3 separate regions of the Homo sapiens genome follow, and regions 1 and 3 are each linked to region 2. Evidence: read pairs that join two places in POLR2A ChIA-PET (ENCODE). Cell type or tissue: MCF 10A. All regions are shown on one strand. Region 1 overlaps PGBD5 (piggyBac transposable element derived 5). Region 2 has its middle 33 kb from the start of PGBD5. Region 3 has its middle 82 kb from the start of URB2.

Region 1 (5,000 bases), 77 kb after region 2:
AAGAGGACAAAGTGAGTTATGGGGGGATCTACACTGAAATCCTAAAATAACACGTGCGCGAGACTGAAATTTCAGCCCCAACGCTGGGTGTGAATATATCATATGAGGGGGAAAAAAAAAATACACGCCTCTTCATGTGGCATGCTGGGCTGACTGGCAAAATGAAAGGCAGCAATTTTAACTGTCACCTTCGCTGAAAGCAAAGTTGAGTTCGATGATTAAAAACATATTTACTGAAATACTTCTATAACCAGCCGCCTTGCTACAGCTCCAGGAAAAAGTGAACACAGCAGCTAAGAAGTCAGCAGGCCCTTGACCAACACCAGTATTTCTGGAAACAGCTTTTTAGAGCAATGGGTTAAGCACTACTAAAAGGAGGAAGGGAGGTAGAGAAGGGAACTAATATTTAATTAAGCACCTGAGTGCAGAGAATTTAACACACACAATGCCCATTTTATAGATGAGAAGACTGAGGTAAGAGGCCGCGTGGTGTCGTGAGAGTCAAACACACCTAGTGCTCTTGTTCTGCTCCTTACTGCCTGTGTGGCCTTGAATGGGTTCCTTCTATCCTTTACGTTTTGTTTATTTGTAAAATGTGGATAATAAAATTTACCTCCCCTGCTCCCGCAGGGAACTGAGGGCACCTATGGCTGCTGTCCAGCGCGTGCCCAGTGCTCGGTGGGTGCTCAGCAGGTAGGAAACTGTTAGGAGGGATTGTATCTTGCCCAAGGACACCTCGTTCAGCTTCACATGCCAGGGGCAGAATTTGAACCTGGGTTGGTCTCTCCCCAGAGTCCCTCTACACAGTCTCACCACACTTCTGTACCTGCTGGCCAAGTTTCCACACATACATCCCTCAGATCTCCTCTCCCTTCCCTATTTCCCACCCCATGCAGTCAAAATGTACATTTCACCCAGTGATCCAGAGTCACAACATTGAAAGTACTGGCAAATGTTCCCTCTTTTTACTACTCCTGTTTGTTGTTTTTGTTAACATGACGTTCAGTAGTACTTTTAAATGTAACCTAAATGGTTGAAATATATAGCATCCAATACTTCCCCGGTTGCTCCGACCCTCTTTGCAAAAAGTATTCCCCCAAAGAAATCAGGAATCTTTCCGTCTGTGCAGAAAACCAGCTTGTGTTAAGTTGGAAGGCTTTTCAACTGTGCTTGGACGGACGGGACAAGCACGCTGTTTCTCTGGGTTCCATCACCACTGTTGCTTATCCCCGAAGTCACAGGGGAGGACCGAGCCTGATCTACTGCCTTCACCTGGGCTTCTCTCACCACTGGCTTCATCTCCTCCTCTACTCACCCTGCCCACCCACACAGCTTTGTCCAAAGGCATCAGCACAGTGTGACTTTTGCTGGAACAGGTTTTGTTTGGGAAGCCAGAAATAGAGGCAAAAGCCAGGCAAAGCTCATGGGGCTCAGGCCCCTTCAGAAGCCACTGGCTCCCAGTGCTGTCTCTGCTGCTCTCCAACTTTGAGGAATTGGGAGTCTCTCGAGAGACTGTGGGGTTGGCATGATGGCTCACACCTGTAATCCCAGCACATTGGAAAGCCAAGGGGATGCGGTGGGGTGGGAGGATCGCTTGAGCCAGGAGTTCAAGACCAGCCTGGGCAACATAGTGAGACCCTATCTCTACAAAAAATACAAAAAATTTTAAAATAAGCCAGGCTTGGTGGTGCACCTATAATCCCAGCTATTTAGGAGGCTGTGGTAAGAGGATCGCCTGAGCCCAGGAGTTTGAGGTTGCAGTGATGCGTGTTTGCACCACTGCACTCCAGCCTGGGTGACAGAGTGAGACTCTCTCAAAAATTAAAAAAAAAATGCTGGGCATGGTGGCCTATAATCCCAGCATTTTGGGAAGCTGAGGTGGGTGGATTGCTTGAGCTCGGTAGTTCGAGACCAGCCCTGGCACCATAGTGAGACCCTGTCTCTACAAAAAAAAATTTTTTTAATTAGCTGGGCATGGTGGTGCATGCTTATGGTCCCAGCTACTCTGGAGGCTGAGGTGGGAGGATTGCTCGAGCCTGTGAGGTCAAGGTTACAGTGAGCCGTGGTTGCTCCACTGCACACTGGCCTGGGTGACAGAGCAAGACCTTGTCTCAAATATTTACATACATACACATGTACATACATACATACATAAAACAGAGACAGCGAGATGGCAGGGAAAATAAATAGCGAGATGGCAGAGAACCATTGCCCGGACAGCTGCCCCACCAAATTCTAGTCAGGGAAAGTTTTAAATAGAGAGCCTGCATCCTTACAATGAAGTAGTAACATCTGACATTTAAAGATCCCTCCTTGAACATTCCTCTTCTCCCCCATCCCATAACCTCTTTTCCTAGGACCCATGCCCCCATTCTTTCTGTAACCTCAAGACAGTATATAAGCTTCTGTTACTCATTGAAATGTTGGGTCTTCATTCTGAAGACTCCCACATATATACATTAAATAAATGTGTATGCTTTTTCTCCTATAAAAATCTAAAGATGCCTGAACACCTTGCACGTGTTTTCATAACAGACTCACCTCCTCTCAGGTGACCAACCACCCTAGTTTACCTAGGATTGCCCTGGTTTCAGAGCTGAAAATCCGGGGCCTAAGGAAACCCCTTTGTTCTGTGTAAACCTAAATAGCTGGTCACCCTATATCCAGTGGATCAGTGAGCCAGTTCCCTGAGATCAGGGGTGGCCAGCATACAAAAGCCAGAGCTTCCCTTGCCCATCATCAGTGTGGCCTGTTCAGTGCAGTTCAGGTGCTCACAGTTGGCCGCTACAGGCCTGGCAGTCAACAGCTCTTCTCCTCACATGACTATGGAAAAGTCCCCATGAGTGGACATTCCTGAAATTCCATCATTAGGATGTCATTCCTTTACAGGACTCTTGTGTCCTGTTAAAAATTAAAATACTTCAAAATGCCCAGGTAGAGGAACAAATCATTAGTGAGTGCTTTCATCAACAACCACAGGCGATTCTGCAGCGAGACACTCAGGGCTGTCTCTGAGCATGTCCGCGCTCCATGGTTGCCTGCTGGGCTCCTGCTGGCCTAGGAACTGCAGTAGGCAGTAACCACGTGGGCTGACAGGGAAGAATTGGGCAGGACTAAAGCTTACAGTACTAACGTCCAACAGTAGTCCACAGTAGAAAGTTAAAACTTTGCATGAGAAAGATGTAAAGTCTTTGAGAATCCAGAGGAAGGAAGCAATTTTTTTTAAAGCTGTGAATGACAAAAGTTTCATGAAAAGGGTTGCAGCTGAGCTAGATTTTGCCATCTCTGTGAGAGTGGATGTAGGATGGGAGAGGGACAGGAGTGGGTACTGTAGCCCGAGGGCACAGCATGCAGTGATCCCAGCATGCTGGGGTGAAGGGAAGAAAGGAAATGAGGGGAGGGGTGGCTCACACTCTGTCCCGGATGCCCAGCTGTGGAGTTGCAAGGGAAGAGAACACAGACGGCGGCTCCGGGAACCCTGGGCGTGGAGGGTGGCTGGGACTTGGACTAGGCACAAAAGGGTCCCCTGCTCATGGAACAAGGAATTCAGCCAAGTTAGCAGTAGGGACACTGATAGGACAGAAGAAAGTAGTGGGTGGTTTTCTCATCCCACTGCTAAGTGCCTGGGCCAGCCAGGGAGTCTGCTCAGGCAGGGATGGGGTAAGCCTAGGCTGGCAGAGGGTCCAGCCTCTGATCAGGGTTGGGGTGCACAACTGGTCCACTGCAGCGTGAGACATCCAGTGGCGGCCCCTGGCCAAGATGCTGAGACTGAGAAGTGCAGCTCCATCACGGCAGGCCATCTGGGAAGGAGGCTGCTCCAGAGTGCAGGCAGCAGCAGCGTGTGCATGTTCCCCAGGGACACCCAGAGAGTAGGCTGGTTGCCTGGGATGCCAGTCTGTTGGTGCCAGGATTATACTATACCTGAGTGTGCTCACAACCTGGCAGCGGGACATGCTGAGAAAGGAAGTGCTCTGGGCTTGGAGACAGAACTTGGGTTCAGTGCTGGCTCTAACTTTATAGTCCAGGTAAATTTCGCAACCTTGTTTGGCTTTCAGTTTCCTTATCTATAACATGGGCAAAACAATAGGTATTTCAGAGGTTCACTGGGAGAAGGGCAGAAGTGTGTGTGACAGCAGGTTTATAAACTGTAAGCACTGTGCACGTGGATGGTGTTTGCCTCATTGTCACTCCTCTCTAGGGAGAACACGGCCGCAGACGGCCACCCACTCCTGAGCGGGGCTCCCAGAGCCATCCGTGTCCACAGGGCCTAGCACTCTGACTCTTCCCTTTACCGTTTCTGGGTTGATTCCAGCCATTGCCATCTCTTGGGCCACTTCAGCTGCTCCTGTCTTTATTCCACTTAAGCTTTCTCTTGACTGTTGAGCCTTTTGGTGGACAGAGCCCTGCACAAGCTGTGATTGAGCCCAAGACACAGGGTCTTGAAAGCAGAGATTGATGCACCTGGTTCTTGAGTACAGGTGTGGGTGCTGACCTGTATAGCTTCCCTCTTCACCAGGTGTGCATTTGCTTACAGGGTTTTCTTTGGAAACCCTAAAGCCATAACCTGGGCTTGGCATGGATAGTACCTTGCATCTCCTTTCTCCTTCCTGCAGATGCACAGATTCTTGGCAGCAAGAGTGAGGGGCTGTTGCTTATGTCCACTTGGAGAGCCGGGAGGGGAAGGAGGTGCTGGTTCTGCCCAAGACGGTAGTGGTGGGTGTCAGTTTCCACCACAAGTGACCAGCCTTTAGGGTGAGCACCTGGAAGGAACCCTGCAGGGCCCCACTTAGGTATGCCCTGCCCAGAGGGCCCAGCACAGGGAGGCAGAGCGCCCTGTGGCTGCCAGTGACACTGGTCTGGCATCTGAATTAGTAACTCACAGTAGGATTAATTTCTCTGTGTAATTAAGTAAAGGAAAATGGCATGAAAGTACTGCCTGTCTCTTCCACACAGGGCTTTGTTTTCTATCCTGTGATTACAAGGGAAGTCCATTTGACTTA
Region 2 (5,000 bases):
TTATCATTTTTTTCTTTTATTGATTGTGCTTTTTGTTCTAAAAAGCCATTGCTAAACGCAAAACCAACTACATTTTCTCCTATGTTATCTTCTAGAAGCTTTATAATTTTGTGCTTTACATTTGGATCTATGATCCATTTTTAGTTAATTTTTATGAAGCGTGTAAGGCCTATGTCTAGATTCATTGATTTGCAAGTAGAGGTCCAGTCGTTCCAGCACCATTAGATGAAAAGACTAGCCTTTCTCCACTGCACTGCCTTTGCTCCTTTGTCAAAATTTGTTGACTATATGTGTGTGGGTCTATTTCTGAGCTCTGTAGTCTGTTCCACTGCTAAATCTGTTTCATTGATCTGTTTGTCTATTCTTTTGCCAATACCACACTGTCTTGATTGCTGTAGCTTTATAGTAAGTCTGGAAGCCAGGGAGTATCTATCCTCTGACTTTGTTCTTCTTCCTCAATATCGTGTTAGCTGACATGGATCTTTTGCCTTTCCATATAAACTTCAGAATCAGTTTGTTGTCTACATCCACCAACTAAATTGCTGAGATTTTGATTGGGATTACATTGAATCTATAGATCAAGTTAGGAAGAACTGACATCTTGACAATATTGAGTCTTCCTACACATGTACATGAAATCTCTCTTCATTTGCTTAATTTTTTGATTTCCTTCATCAGATCTTTGTAGTTTCCCTCTTGTAAGTCTTGTGCATATTTTGTTAGATTTATACCTAAGTATTCCTCTCTTTTTTTGGTGCTAAGGGAAGAGGATTTTTATAAGAAAATAAAATTAGAAAGCTTAGCAATTACAGAGATGTAAAGTAAAAGAAGAACAATTAATCTGCATAATTCATGGCATAATTCCAAATGCAAAATAGCAAAAGAACAGAATACAGTTTGCTAAAAAGGCATAAAGAAAACCCCAAAGGCTTCCTTAGTGAAACAAACATGTGGGAAACAAGCTGAGATTCAGAAGGAGAGCCCAAGAACACAGTTCAGGAATAGAATTGACTTTCTAGAGAGCAAAGTGTGCCAGGCTGTAGGAGCCCATATTCACACACCTGGCACCACATCCCAGAACGGCCCCAGGCAAGTCCAGGGGAGGGAGGGAAGGGAAAGGAATAAGCAGGGTCCAACAAACCTCCAGGTCTCTTCGGAATGGGTCAGAAAACCATGTTGAGGATCTGAGACATGACCTGTTCTGAGAAAGCTTGGAACCTCGGACAGATAATAAGGAAATGCCAATTTCTGACCAAAATTATGCATCTCATCTCACACATGAGGACAACCAAGATGAAAGAGCTATCATGTGCCATATGTTGTTGACTAAGTTACAACTGGTATGAAAACTTATCTAGGAGAAGAAATTGTCTTTCTTAACAAGACGCTTGGTGGTAGAGGTTGGACTCTGAGACCAGAAGTTTCAGAAAACAAGAAAACACATGAGACAGTTAAACTGCCCTTTGGAGAAATAAAGATAGATTTTGGCATGGGGGAATGCTGAGAATAGAGGGGAGGAGAGAAAGAGGGAGAAAAAAACAGGATGGCTGAGCAGTATGGCATGGTATCAGAAGGAGTGGGCTATGGTGGGAAATGCCCAATTTCATGGTGTTTGCAAGCGTTTCAAGATCTTTTGGGTGCTATCACATACACTGAACCATTCTTCATCTTCCTCATCGGTTGCCCAATGGCTTTGTGTGAAATAAAGATTTTGGGTGAAAATCAAGGAAAGAGAGGTGAATTCCACATCTGGGTCAGAACAGAGGAGAGAAAGAAAGAACTCACAGGAAATAAAACATGATTGATCTCAAAAGGGTCTTGCAGCAACTCAAAGCCAGGTGCGACCATGAGATATATATTTCAGAGAATACTCAGACATCTTGTGTCAAATGTAGGCTATGAGGATCAAGTACTCAATTAGGTCACATAAGAAACCAAACCCAAGTCTCTCTTTTTTAAAATAATGACAACTAATGTTAAATGAGTGTTTATTAGGCTTTGTGCCAAGCAATTTACAAACATTATCTTCCTTTGACTTTATAACCCTAGGAGGTTAGGATTCTTATCATTATCTTTATTTGAAAATAACAAAATTGAGACTGAGAGCAGGTAATATCTTGCCCAACGGCACTCTGTAAGTGACCAAGTCACAATTTGAGCCCAGACTGTCTGACTCCAAAGCTCTACACTCACCTATGATCGTTTACAGCCCATTTTTTGCGTCAGCTGCCAAGAATGACTCGAAACCAATTAAGAGGTCGTGTGATTCACTAAAACTCTAAAACTCTTCTTGCTGAGGTCACCATTTCCCCATTGTGAAATCCAATGATCTGACTTCAGGGTAACAAAAGAAGCAAGATCCAGTTTCTTCTTCTTCTTCTTTTTTTTTTTTTTTAAAAAAAGATAATAGCTAATGTTAATCATGCAAAAAGCACATGCCAGATGCTTCTTCCCCTCCTTGGACTTCATTTTTCTCCTTAGCACTTATCACCACTTGACATTCTGTATTTAACTTGCTTATTTGTTTATTGAATCTTCCCCAAGTAGCTGTCCCCTACAGCAGAGATTTTTGTTCTGTTTTTCTTACTGCTTACACTTGTAGCAGTGTCTGGGAAATGATAGCTGCCTGATAAATATTTGTTGAATGAGCCTTAATATTTAACAAAAACAGTACAATAATCTGGAGATGTGTTAGGAGTTCTTTAAGAAGTTAAACCAGCATCTGTCCTATGACCCAGCAATTCCACTCCTAAGTATTTACCTAAAAGAAATGAAAACGTGTCGAATAAAAGTCCTGTACAAGTGTTCATGTTATCCTCATTCCTAGTAGCTGTTAACCAAAATGTGACTGAGTCAGGGCTCGGTTGATTAGAGGTTTATTTAGCCAAAGTTGAAGAAATGCCTGGGGAAAAAAGTACAAATTGTAGGAGCATCTGTGACTTACGCTTTTTCCCAAAGGAGGTTTTGGAAATTCGGTATTTAAAGGGGAATGAGCAAGCAAGAGAAGGAGAAAAAGGAGTGAGGCAGGCCATGAGGCAGATGGTTACATTCTTGTGATGCTCTGATGAACCTCAGTGAATCTACATTTTACATGTGAAAAGAGGAAATAGAGGGAAAAGTCAATTATGCATCCTCCACGCTCAGTAAATCTATGTTTTTTTGTAAGATAAAGTAAACAAGTGAAGAGAAGGACTAGAGGAAGTGAGAGTATGACATAGGTTGTGAAATTACAGCTATCTGCTTGGGAACAAAGGGAAGACAGTATTGGTGACTCAGTTCCCAAGCTCAACTTTCCCTTTGGCATAGTTTCTGTTTTTCTTTCACATAGCAAAAACTGGGAACAACCCAAATGTCTATCAACAGGAGAATGGGTAAATAATGCCAGTATATTCCTTAAATGGAATAGCACTCAGCAATAAAAGAACAAACTACTGATACAAAAAGCAGTATGTATGAATCTCAAGAGCTTATGCTGTGTGAAGTAAGCCAGATACAAAGATGTACATACTATATTATTACATTTTATGTGACTTCAAAGAACAGCAAAAGCTAACCGATGGTGACAGAAACCTGAGCAGTGGTCACCCAGGGTGCTTGGACATTGACTGGCAGGGCTGTGGGGAGCTTCCTGGGGTTAGGGAGGTGCTCTTTATCTTGTTTTGGGGAAGCAGTTACAGAAGTGTAAACAATGCTGAAACTTATCAAATGGGCCACTCAAGACACTTGCATCTTATTATGTATCGATTATAGCTCAATTTTTAAAACATCTGTTTTCTGAGGCTGGGCACGGTGGCTCACGCCTGTAATCCCAACACTTTGGGAGGCCGAAGAGGGCAGATCACAAGGTCAGGAGTTCGAGACCAGCCTGACCAACATGATGAAACCCCATCTCTACTAAAAATACAAAAATTAGCCAGGTGTGGTGACGTGCACCTGTAATCCCAGCTACTCAGGAGGCTGAGGCAGGAGAATCGCTTGAACCAGGGAGGCAGAGCTTGCAGTGAGCCAAGATCATGCTACTGCACTCCAGCCTGGGCAACGGAGTGAGACTCCGTCTCAAAAAAAAAAAAAAAAAAAATCTGTTTTCTAAATATTAGCCAGATAAAGTTAGAGAAGTGTTTCTTTTCTCTTGGGTAGCTCTAATAAAATAAATCCTATTTTCCTTTTTTCTTTTTTTTTTTTTGAGACAGAGTCTCACTCTGTCGCCCAGGGGTGCAAACTCGGCTCACTGCAACCTCTGCTGCCTGGGTTCAAGCGATTCTCCTGCCTCAGCCTGCTGAGTAGCTGGGATTATAGGTGCCTGCCACCGCACCCAGCTAATTTTTGCATTTTTTGTAGAGACAGGGTTTCACCATCTTGGCCAGGCTGGTCTTGAACTCCTGACCTCGACCCACCTTGGCCTCCCAAAGTCCTGGGATTACAGGCATGAGCCACGGCGCCAGGCCTGGAATCCTATTTTCTAGCTAGGAGATGTCATAGCCTCTGTCTCCTCATATGTCATATGAGGAATATCATGCTTACCAAATAGAATTTTTGTCAGGATTAAGTAAGATAAGGTATATAATATGCTCAGCTTCTTAGTATCTAGCACAAAATAGGTGTCCCATAAATATTAATTATCTGTCTTGGTATTAAAAATAAAAGACAAGGCACCAGTCTGATTGCTCTGCTCCAACTAATTCAAGGTTTTGGCCATATTTTATGCCCACTGGCAATTTTCTGAGCGTGTTCTTTAAATATTGAAAAATTCAGTCTATAAGACCACAAGTGCTTTTGACCTTGAAGCAAAGCAAAACTAGGTCAAATGGAATCAATTTAGATAATGGCAAAGTTAAAAGTCAGTTCTGAAATCTATTCCCTAAACTTCAGATCTATCTTTTTATTGTTAAAGCAGTGAATTATAGGAGCTACTCGCTGACAAAACCTTTTAAAAACTGTCATTTTGAGCCTCAAAGTAAATGCCTGCTAAAGGTTATGAATTTGTTCGGTGCTCTCATTTC
Region 3 (5,000 bases), 750 kb after region 2:
CTGGTGGACATTCAAATGATTCCCACTTCTGTGTAAGCTCTAGAAACTTTTTGGCTTACAGCTCTCTGGTAATTGTTCTTTTCCTGGAAATTATTCTTTGCTCCACCTTGTGGAGTTTTATCCTAACCACATAGTGACTGGTTTTTCAGACTCAAGGGACCCCTGTTCAGATTTCTGGAATTCTTTCTCTGTGAAATCCTCTCCTGTCTGTTCTCTGCCCCACATTCTGGCTGTTTGACCTCCCTGAACTCTGATTTATTTTGTCTCAATTTGGTGAGATTTCCAGAATCTGTTTGAATTCCCCTTCCCTGAACTGCAGTTCAGAAACTGCTTCCAGGCAGCAAGACTGAAGGATTATCCGACTTGCCCTCCCTGCTTCCCTTCTCTCAGGGGTCACAGTCCTGGGCAGTCCATAGTCCAGTGTCTGAACGCTGTTGTTTCACATGTTTTGTTCAGTTTTCTAGTGTTCTAAGTAATTTTGTACTGTTTTATTTTTCTCATGCCTATAAGTGTAAGTCCCTTTCAATGAGAACTAGAAAAAAAACAGAGATATAAAAAATTGATGGGATTTTATTTGGGGATGGGAGTGCGGTAAAGAAAATTACAACAAGCCGTTTATTAGTATGAGTTTGTAGGCTTGAGACAGATGGGGCTAATCTGCAAATATATAAAAGACTTTCTTATAAAGAGAAGCAGAAATGAGCTGAGGTGATGCCCAGCAGGCAGATCTATAGGTGGGAAGGGCTGGGCCAATTGTTCTAAAACTCGAATGCAAAGAGAAACATTTGGGTGTTTGTTAAAAGGCAGATTCCATGCTTCCTGCAAATGATCCCATGGGCCCCCCTAATTTGTATTTTTAACAGGCACCCTAAGGTGGTACTGATGCAGTTGGTCTGTTGGCCATTCTTGAAGAAATACCAGCTGAGGATCCTAGGTAGGGAATCCTCATATGAACCCAGACAACTCCATCTCAGGCACACAGGTAGGGCCCTCTATGTGGATAAAAGGCTAGAAGAGGAATCATTATGGAGTGAAAAAAGAGATGTCAAAGAGGAAGCAGTTGGCCTTCAGGACCAGGTAGAAATGCAAGGGATAAGGAGAGTCGTAGCAAGAGGTGACAGGGTCTTGGGTACAAGAATTGCTTTCCCTTGGCCAGCCTGATAGACCGTCTATGGAAGGTGCACCTTGGGATGAGGTAGCCAAAGGCCTCCAACAGGGAAAGCCTCAGACACATGAGCAGGAGCAGCCCTGAAGGAAAACAGCTGGAGTCAAAACAGAATGAAAACCTCACTTTGCTGGCTGCATAACAGCAACGACAAACACTGATTTAGATGAACCTTTTGCCTCTGCAGTGAACTAGCCTTTCTCATGAAATACTCATGTCCATTTCAGTGAGCTCTCTAGGGACACAATTTCAGCTTTGTAGTGATTCACGGTGGGTTGTTATATTGGCCAAATTGCCTTAGTGCTGTATTGACGAGCTCAGTTGAAACAGAGAGCTGAGTTCATCTCTTCATCAGGGTTCCTAAAAGCCCAATCTCAGCAAGAATTCTAGATTCAGGTCGATTGAGCACTGTTCAGAATCCTTTATTAATTTCCTCTTGATGTATCACCAGCAAGAGTAAAATCTTCCTACCTCTGACCAAGCCTGCTAACCACCACTAGGGCTTAAAGCCCAAAGAGAAGAATTTCAACTCCAGATAAAGGAAATATACCAGAGGCATCCTTGGAGACAGGGAATGTGTACTCTGATGAGCAGGCTCACCGCACCGTCCCTCAGGGCAGGCCATGCACTTGGACCAGTGGGGAAGGAGAAAACATGGAACTTTCATGTTAATTAACGACAGTAAAGAGTACAAGAACAGAGGTAAAACAATGGGTCAAAGTCTTCCTGGCTTAGTTTATGGTCTTTGGTGATTGAGAACAGCTCACAATGCCAAAATATGGCTCTGCTCAGAGGGACAGCCATGGAAGAAAGAAAATATCATTTCAATGAAGAACCAGCCTCCTGTGCAGGAAGTCAAGAAATCTCAATGTCTTGGGTCTTTTTAAGTTAATCACAGTTCTGTGATGGGATATCTCAGAAGAGTCACGGAAACCTTATTCTTAAGAGGATCAATAAATTAAGAAGGAGAACTTCTTAAGTGAAAAAGTTCACTTTGTAGAGAAGAAAACTGTTTTCAGTTAATGCATGGTTACTGAGTATCCACAGATTATTTTTCTTCTCTCTGTGAATGACAGCAGCATTTCCTAAATGAGTTTTGCCCAATATTCAACCTTTGGGATGCTCCATAGGCCAAAGAGTTCCATCTTCAAATTTCAGGGGAAAACTGCCTACTGTCTCTTCCTGTGGACAGTCATTATGCACATAGGCATATTAAAGATACTGGGTAGTCTTGTAGCATGGAAACTTACTTAATTAAAAACAAAAACTTCTTGAGTCCTAAACTCTTAATTGATAATGGAATCCTTTTTTAGATTATCCCTGATAACATCCCGAAGCTCTACTGAGCTCTGAAGCACCCTCAGAAGTGTTCATAAATACCACCAACAGAAAATGAATTGGACTCTTTCATGCTTGGTCAAAATATCATCAAAGTTTGACTTACACACCTATTAAGATGGCCAAAATAAAAAAAAAATTACTGATAATGCCAGGTGTTGGAATACATGCAGAGCAATACAAACTCTCACCAATTGCTGATGAGAATGCAAAATGGTCCGGCCACTCTGGAAGACAGTTGGATGGTTTCTTAAAATGTGACATATCTGTGTGTGTGTGTGTGTGTGTGTGTGTGTGTGTGTGCTGTATCACCCAACAAATCTACTTCAAAAATTTTTTTAATTTTTTAATTTTGATACATAGTAATGTATATATATATATATATAATAGTACATATTTTGGGGTAGATTTATGGGGTACTATTACAAACATGTAATAGTACATATTTATGGGCTACATATGATTTATGACATACTTATTTATGGGGTACATGCATAGAATGTGTAATGATCAAATCAGGGTACTTAAAATACTATTTAAGATACAACAAAAAAACTTACATTCACACAAAAACTCATCTATGAATGTTCATAGCAGTTTTACTTATAATTGCCAAGAGCGTCAAACAATCCAAATGTTATTCAATGGGTGTATGAGTAAACACACTGTTGTACACGTGTACAATGGAATGCTACTAATTAATAAAAGAGCAAACTATTCATACACACAACATGGATGAATCTCAAATATATTGTGCTAGCTGAAAAAATCCAAACCAAAAAGTTGCATATGGTGTGATTCTACTTATGTGACATTATAGGGGCAACCAGCCCCCAATATTTCAACGTAGATTCTTTTCTATTTTCTCTAAGTGTCAGCCAGTCTGAGAAATAAAGGGAAAGAGTACAAAAGAAAGAAATTTTAAAGCTGGGTGTCCGGGGGAGACATCGTATGTCAGCAGGTTCTGTGATGCCCCCTGAGCCACAAAACCAGCAAGTTTTTATTAGCGATTTTCAAAGGGGAGGGAGTGTATGAATAGGGTGTGGGTCACAGAGATCACATGCTTCAAAGGCAATAAAATATCACAAGGCAAATGGGCAGGGCAAGGTCACAAGGCCAGGGTGAAACTAGAATTGCTAATGAAGTTTCATGTCCCACTGTGCACGCATTGTCATTGATAAACATCTTAACAGGAAACAGGGTTCAAGAGCAGAGAACCGGTCTGACTAGAATTAGCCAGGCTGGAATTTCCTAATCCTAGCAAGCCTGGGGGCGCTGCAGGAGACCAGGGCGTGTTTCATCCCTTCCTACAACTGCATAAGGCAGACACTCCCAGAGCGGCCATTTTAGAGGCCCCCCCCTCCCCCAGGAATGCATTCTTTTCCCAGGGCTGTTAATTATTAATATTCCTTACTGGGGAAAGAATTCAGTGATATTTCTCTTACCCGTTTTCAGTAATAAGAGAAATATGACTCTGTCCTTCCCAGCTCCCAGGCAGTCAGACATAATGGTTATCTCCCTTGTTCCCTGAACATTGCTGTTATCCTGTTCTTTTCTCAAGGTGCCCAGATTTCATATTGTTCAAACACACATGCTTTACGAACAATTTGTGCCATTAACACAATCATCACAGGGTCCTGAGGCAACATACATCCTCAGCTTACGAAGATGACGGGATTAAGAGATTAAAGTAAAGACAGGCATAGGAAATTATAAGAGTACTGATTGGGGAAGTGATAGATGTCCATGAAATCTTCACAATTTATGTTCAGAGACTGCAGTAAAGACAGGCGTAAGAAATTATAAAAGTATTAATTTGGAGAACTAATAAATGTCCATGAAATCTTCACAATTTATGTTCTTCTGCCATGGCTTCAGCCGGTCCCTCCGTTCGGGGTCCCTGACTTCCCGCAACATGACATTCTGGAAAAAGTGAAAATATAGGAACGGAGAACAGATAGGTGGTTGCCAGGGACAAGAGAGTCTGGTTACACAGGGAAAGCAGAAGGGAATTCTTTTTTTTTTTTTTTTTGAGGCAGAGCTTTGCTCTTGTTGCCCAGGCTGGAGTGCAATGGCATGATCTCGGCTCACTGCAACCTCCACCTCCCAGGTTCAAGTGATTCTCCTGTCTCAGCCTCCTGAGTAGCTGGGATTACAGGCACCTGCCACCATGCCCAGCTAATTTTTTGTGTTTTTAGTAGAGACAGGGTTTCACTATGTTGGCCAGGCTGGTCTGGAGCTCCTGACCTCAGGCGATCCACCTGCTTTGGCCTCCAAAAGTGCTGGGATTACAGGTGTGAGCCACTGAGCCTGGCCAGGAATTCTTTAAGGTGTTGAAATTGTTCTGTATCCTGCCTATGCTGTTAGTTTCAAGATTCTATGCACATGTAAAACTCATAAAACTTTACACCAAAAAAGTAGATTTTACTCTATGTAAGTTTTTAAAATTAAAATAAAAAGATGATGCTGTTGGCAATATTTATCTATGTAGGAGCAT

What was found. Peaks named below come from ENCODE experiments on the same cell type or tissue, not always from the same donor. Only the 100,000 strongest peaks of a DNase experiment are listed, where the experiment ranks them.
Region 1: POLR2A ChIA-PET joins it to region 2 with 5 read pairs; 5 of 35 experiments call an interaction of 5 or more read pairs at or near these places.
Region 3: POLR2A ChIA-PET joins it to region 2 with 5 read pairs; 3 of 35 experiments call an interaction of 5 or more read pairs at or near these places.

What each region holds. Positions count from the first base shown.
Region 1 is chr1:230,380,201-230,385,200 of GRCh38, reverse strand. All of the region lies in intron 1 of PGBD5 (piggyBac transposable element derived 5), which reads left to right. Among named protein-coding and RNA genes, the nearest start is that of PGBD5, 44 kb to the left of the region's middle. In MCF 10A, no CTCF peak of the experiment used is centred here; no DNase peak of the experiment used is centred here.
Region 2 is chr1:230,456,926-230,461,925 of GRCh38, reverse strand. No RefSeq gene overlaps it. Among named protein-coding and RNA genes, the nearest start is that of PGBD5, 33 kb to the right of the region's middle. In MCF 10A, no CTCF peak of the experiment used is centred here; DNase peaks (open chromatin) are centred at 2,255 and 3,275.
Region 3 is chr1:229,706,101-229,711,100 of GRCh38, reverse strand. No RefSeq gene overlaps it. Among named protein-coding and RNA genes, the nearest start is that of URB2, 82 kb to the right of the region's middle. RefSeq lists an enhancer at 3,382-3,909. In MCF 10A, a CTCF peak has its summit at 139 (motif pointing left); no DNase peak of the experiment used is centred here.